Regions from separate parts of the Homo sapiens genome. Here region 2 is linked to region 1. The links are chromatin contacts, found by Hi-C or POLR2A ChIA-PET in ENCODE. All regions are on one chromosome and are shown on one strand. Each heading gives the region's core, a stretch centred on a gene start or an enhancer-like site at or near the end of the contact. The rest is flanking DNA. Distances are from core to core; before and after follow the strand shown.

The links. Hi-C counts contacts between places; a loop is a spot of excess contacts on that map. ChIA-PET counts read pairs that join two places held with the same protein, here RNA polymerase II (POLR2A).
Region 2: a map of Caco-2 shows a loop between it and region 1 (2.5-fold over the local background). The contact joins the promoter of LINC01876 here to the promoter of NR4A2 in region 1. A Hi-C loop is called at or near these places in 2 of 168 maps with a recorded cell type or tissue (Caco-2 and naive thymus-derived CD4-positive, alpha-beta T cell). POLR2A ChIA-PET finds 5 or more read pairs at or near these places in 7 of 52 experiments (H1, K562, Panc1 and 4 more).

The regions. Positions count from the first base shown.
Region 1 is chr2:156,331,423-156,334,715 of GRCh38, reverse strand. It overlaps NR4A2 (nuclear receptor subfamily 4 group A member 2), which reads left to right and starts at 1,995. Exons shown (of 8, transcript NM_006186.4): 1 at 1,995-2,236. RefSeq lists enhancers at 1-264, 1,734-1,813 and a silencer at 2,044-2,243.
Region 2 is chr2:156,253,224-156,256,209 of GRCh38, reverse strand. LINC01876 (long intergenic non-protein coding RNA 1876) reads left to right here and starts at 1,279. Exons shown (of 4, transcript NR_110250.2): 1 at 1,279-1,432.

The DNA.
Region 1 (3,293 bases), core at 746-3,245:
ACCCCCACCCCCTTCCTTCTCCCCAGCTCTCCAAACTCTCACTTTTTCCCTTTCGTTCGCATGGAATCGCTTCTGCCCACGGGGCGCTGACGCTACCGAGCTCATGCTAATATGCTATTCTTCGCCCTCCCCTCCTCATCCCCCTACTCACACACCCTCACCCGCCACCACAACCCGCCCCCCCCACCCACTTCCTGGTTTTATTTTTTTTCTCGCGCCCGCTAGGGCATCGCCGAGCAGCGGCGGCGGCGGCAGCAGCAGCGGCAGCCGCAACATCTGGGGGAAACTTAAGGTGGTCACGTAGGTTTCCCCGAGGCTGCGGCGCAAAAGAGCCCGCGGCTTCCTGGGGCAGCCGCAGGGCATCTGATGGCAACGCCTCCCCAGCCGCCGGCGAGCTGGGGGCAGCAGGGAGTAGGCAAAGGCGGGGCTGCAGATTAGGGTTGAGCAGCCCGGGATCCCGAATAGTTCCACGGAGCCATCGGCCGGTACTGAGAACACGAGTAGGGGGGCAAGTTGCAAAAGGGTCCCGGCTGCCTGGAAACGAGCCACACCGAGAAAGGAGGGGCGGCTGGGACGCTCTGCGCGAGTAGAAAAGCGGGGGCGGCTCCGAACTCTCCCTCCCAAGGCCCAGCCGCTGGAAGCCCCGCGGGAGAAGCCCTAGGAAGCCCTCCCAGCTCCGGCCGGGAGACGGGGAGGGGGCTTGCCCTCCGGAGCTGCGGCGTTTCCTTTGCTAGAAAGCTCCCTGCGCTCTCGGCGTGGCTAGGGGAAATGACTTGCAAAGCAGAAGCGGCGGCGACTTGGACGGCCGCGGGGGTGGGACACGCTCCCAGAGCCAGCTCGGGCCCCTCTCCTGGCTGGGCTGTAGGCTCACACCTTACGCTTTGCGGAGACGCTGCCCCCAATCCCCACCCGCTTCGCTTTTCTTGTCCAGTCTTTCTGGGCTCTAAGATTGAGGCTGTGATAGACCTTGTGTTTCAAACGAAGATCGATTTATTCCCTTAAAACTCGTGGAAGGGGTACGAGTTGGTGGGCACAGAGGAGTATCGAAAGTATTAGAGTTTGCAGAAGGTGGGAATCAGAGTACCTTTCTGCAGAAGGCGCACCTGTTGCCTGCTGCTCGGCTGCATTGTCTGCGAAAGGAAAAGGGGCGACGCTTCACTCTGACTTTTGGGGTTTCTAAAGAGCTGGGTCACGGTCACTGTCTACCCTCTCCCCTTCCTCTCCCCCCCCCCCGCAAGCACCACGTCCTCCATCGAACGTGGGCACTGCATGGAAATAAGGAAACATAGAAAAATAAGCCCTACCCCCACTCCCATTCCCTTTCAGATGGGAGTGTGGGGGGTGGGGGTGGGGTAGAGAGAGTGAGAGAGAGAGATAATTAGAATGAATATATGCCAGAAGAGGAGGAGGCCTGGGACAGGAAAAGGGAGTAAAAGGGGATGAACCGGGTAGGGAAATCCCACCCGAACTGCGTGAGCCCTCTGAGCGTCTCGTGTCATGGGACATCTGTACGCTCTTCCGCTAAGGGGGTGACGAAGGTGGGTGGGAGAGGTTAGGGCGCTGCAAGGCACATCCCATTCCGTGCGGCTCCAGGTGCGTACTACCTGGCCACGCCGGCCTTGCCTTCCGCCGGTGCTTTTGTTGCACCCTCCCCACATGTGAGCGGCCGAGCCGCTGCGCGGGCGCAGGGGCTTCGGGGAAAGTGAAGTGTCGCGACGCTGCGGGCTGCGCAGACCTGGGAGAGGTCACACCTCTTTCGGAAAAAAAAAAAGAAAAGAAAAAAAACACCAAAAACCACCCAAGCTGGCTACCAAGGTGAACGCAGAGCGGTTCCCACCTTAAAATCGGCCCTGCTCGTGACGTCAGGTCGGAAATATACCAAAGCGAGCGCGGGCCAGGAGTCCAGGGAGCGCGGCAGCGCGGCGATTGGGCGGCGGGCCGCTGACGCGCGCTGACGCGCGGAGACTTTAGGTGCATGTTGGCAGCGGCAGCGCAAGCCACATAAACAAAGGCACATTGGCGGCCAGGGCCAGTCCGCCCGGCGGCTCGCGCACGGCTCCGCGGTCCCTTTTGCCTGTCCAGCCGGCCGCCTGTCCCTGCTCCCTCCCTCCGTGAGGTGTCCGGGTTCCCTTCGCCCAGCTCTCCCACCCCTACCCGACCCCGGCGCCCGGGCTCCCAGAGGGAACTGCACTTCGGCAGAGTTGAATGAATGAAGACAGACGCGGAGAACTCCTAAGTGAGTAGATGCAGCCCATGCAGTTCGCCTTCTTTTATGCTTTTTCCTTCTTTTGCACGTCTCTTCTTTCCACTTGTGTGGGACAGGTTCTCTGGAAGTGGGAGCCAGAGGCTTCTAGTGAGAGTGGGACCGAAGGATGGGGAGTGCGTGCGCGCAGTTACCGGGGGGCATTTGTTCGAACTCCGGCTTTGGCACTAGTGGGGAGTTGGCTCTCGACAGAGGTTTCCAGGCTCCTCATTGGTGGACGTGGAAGGGAGACTCCACAGTTTGGGAGCTGAGGACTAGCCCGCGGAAATGTGCGCAAAGTTTGCTGTTAGTGAGGAATTGATTGTGGCCTGTGAACACGGAGACTCCAAGTCCTATGTATACGAGGGAAGCTGCCCACAAACTGACAGGGAGAGGAAGTTCTTCAGTTTATGCGTTGCTTGGGAACTGTGTCTCCGCGGCTGGCCAGCGCGCGATGTTTCCCGGGTATTGTTGAGTAAGGGTGGTGTTGGTAGCGTGTCCTGTTACTAAGTTGCCTGAAATTTCTGGTTTTGACATATGCTGTCCTTGGGTTTGCGAATGTATCAGAGCGAGAATATGAATATGTAAAGAGTACAGTTATGAAACTGTGGAGCTACCAGGGGGTTAATATCCAACACAGGAATATCTCTAAGGGCTGTGGGGTTCGAGTCTCCTTTCTGCTTTTTCTGGGTAATCTTCCCCCCACCCCCACCACCACTATGAAGCAAGATTGTGGGGGAGGGGAAAGAATAAAAAGAGAGGATACTGGCTTTCTTTTTTCATTAGTAATAAGATTGTCTGTGCTCTAGAATGTCTTCCAAGTGGGAACATCTGAAAATTGCTAGGACACAAGAATGCCTTGTTCCAGAAAGGCAGATTGTGGAAGGCATTATGGGGAAGGTGTTCATCTTGCTGTGCTGGGAAACACTTCTAATATTGGTGCCAATACCATATAAGCAGTATGTCCCCCCTCTGCAATTGACCTAAGAAGCTCCTGGAAAAGTAGATCCCCTCTTCCCACCTTGTGACCATTAAGCCTTGTGACCATTAA
Region 2 (2,986 bases), core at 30-2,529, 78 kb after region 1:
CTCTCTTCTGGCTTGTAGGGTTTCTGCCGAGACATTCACTGTTAGTCTGATGGGCTTCCCTTTGAGGGTAACCCGACCTTTCTCTCTGGCTGCCCTTAACATTTTTTCCTTCATTTCAACTTTGGTGAATCTGACAATGTGTCTTGGAGTTGCTCTTCTCGAGGAGTATCTTTGTGGCGTTCTCTGTATTTCCTGAATCTGAACGTTGGCCTGCCTTGCTAGATAGGGGAAGTTCTCCTGGATAATATCCTGCAGAGTGTTTTCCAACTTGGTTCCATTCTCCCCATCACTTTCAGGTACACCAATCAGACGTAGATTTGGTCTTTTCACATAGTCCCATATTTCTTGGAGGCTTTGCTCATTTCTTTTTATTCTTTTTTCTCTAAACTTCCCTTCTCGCTTCATTTCATTCATTTCATCTTCCATTGCTGATACCCTTTCTTCCAGTTGATCGCATCAGCTCCTGAGGCTTCTGCATTCTTCACGTAGATCTCGAGCCTTGGTTTTCAGCTCCATCAGCTCCTTTAAGCACTTCTCTGTATTGGTTATTCTAGTTATACATTCTTCTAAATTTTTTTCAAAGTTTTCAAGTTCTTTGCCTTTGGTTTGAATGTCCTCCCGTAGCTCAGAGTAATTTGATCGTCTGAAGCCTTCTTCTCTCAGCTCATCAAAGTCATTCTCCATCCGGCTTTGTTCCGTTGCTGGTGAGGAACTGCGTTCCTTTGGAGGAGGAGAGGTGCTCTGCGTTTTAGAGTTTCCAGTTTTTCTGTTCTGTTTTTTCCCCATCTTTGTGGTTTTATCTACTTTTGGTCTTTGATGATGGTGATGTACAGATGGGTTTTTGGTGCGGATGTCCTTTCTGTTTGTTAGTTTTCCTTCTAACAGACAGGACCCTCAGCTGCAGGTCTGTTGGAATACCCTGCCGTGTGAGGTGTCAGTGTGCCCCTGCTGGGGGGTGCCTCCCAGTTAGGCTGCTCGGGGGTCAGGGGTCAGGGACCCACTTGAGGAGGCAGTCTGCCCGTTCTCAGATCTCCAGCTGCGTGCTGGGAGAACCACTGCTCTCTTCAAAGCTGTCAGACAGGGACATTTAAGTCTGCAGAGGTTACTGCTGTCTTTTTGTTTGTCTGTGCCCTGCCCCCAGAGGTGGAGCCTACAGAGGCAGGCAGGCCTCCGTGAGCTGTGGTGGGCTCCACCCAGTTCGAGCTTCCCGGCTGCTTTGTTTACCTAAGCAAGCCTGGGCAACGGCGGGCGCCCCTCCCCCAGCCTCGCTGCCGCCTTGCAGTTTGATCTCAGACTGCTGTGCTAGCAATCAGCGAGACTCCCTGTGAGTAGGACCCTCCGAGCCAGGTGCGGCTTATAATCTCGTGGTGCGCCGTTTTTTAAGCCGGTCGGAAAAGCGCAGTATTCGGGTGGGAGTGACCCGATTTTCCAGGTGCGTCCTTTACCCCTTTCTTTGACTCGGAAAGGGAACTCCCTGACCACTTGCGCTTCCCAAGTGAGGCAATGCCTCGCCCTGCTTCGGCTTGCACATGGTGCGCGCACCCACTGACCTGCGCCCACTGTCTGGCACTGCCTAGTGAGATGAACCCGGTACCTCAGATGGAAATGCAGAAATCACCCGTCTTCTGCGTCGCTCACGCTGGGAGCTGTAGACTGGAGCTGTTCCTATTCGGCCATCTTGGCTCCTCCTCAACCAGTTTTTAATGGGGTTGTTTTTTCTTGGAAATTGTTAAAGTTCCTTGTAGATGCTGAACATTAGCCCTTTGTAGGATGCATAGGTTGCAAAAATTTTTCTCCCATTCTGTAGTTGTCTGTTTAGTCTGTTGATTGTTTCTTTTGATGTGCAGAAGCTCTTTAATTAGATCCCATTTGTCAATTTTTGCTTTTGTTGCAATTGCTTTTGGTGTCTTTGTCATGAAATCTTTGCCCATGCCTATGTCCTGAATGATATTGTCTAGGTTGTCTTCTGGGTTTTTATAGTTTTGGGTTTTGTAATTAAGCCTTTAATCCATCTTGAGTAAATTTTTGTATAATGTGTAAGGAAGGGGTCCAGTTTTAAACTTTGGCATATGGCTAGCCGGTTATCCCAGCATTATTTATTGAATGGAAAATCTTTTCCCCATTCAATAAATTTATCCATTGCTTGTTTTTGTCAGATTTGTCAAAGATTAGATAGTGGCAGGTATACAGTCTTATTTCTGGGTTCTCTATTCTGTTCCATTGGTCTGTGTGTCTGTTTTTGTACTGGTACCATGCTATTTTGATTACTGTAGCCCTGTAGTATAGTTTGAGGTAGGGTAACGTGATGCCTCCAGCTTTGTTCTTTTTGCTTAGGATTGAATTGGCTATTTGGGGTCTATTTTGCAAGCCCAAGAGTTCTTAACAGAAAAGTAATTATATACAGAAATGATCAACCATTAGGAAATTATGCATTGTTGATGGGCACAAGGTTTATGACAGGCAGAAATTTGCAAATGAACTAAGTAGAGTTTTACATTACTTTTATTTTATTTTATTGAGAAGTTAAAAAATTATCTGCAGAAAACAAAATCAATCAAATTCCTCTGTTCATGGTATGCTATCCTCTTTTCTCTTTGTTCACCTTTTATCTTCTTGTTATTTTCAAGCCACCCCTGACCACTCAACTGCATTTGGATATATGTATTTTTTCAGATTACACATATATATGTATATATATGGAATCTGAAAAATATAAAATATTGTTTTATATTTGTATGCTTTATATTTATATAAGTGATAGCGTATTTTAATCTCATTCATTTTTTGATTTTCTTATTCTTCACTATGTTTTCTTGATTTATGCCTATTTTCCTATGTGTCATTTTGCTCTGATCATAGTATTCCATAGTACACATTTATTCTACTTTATTTCCCTAGCAAAGTGCACCTAAATTGCTTCCAACTTCCTTCTATCACAAATAATGCTGTGATAAACATAATGACACACAACTCCTTTGGTATCTCT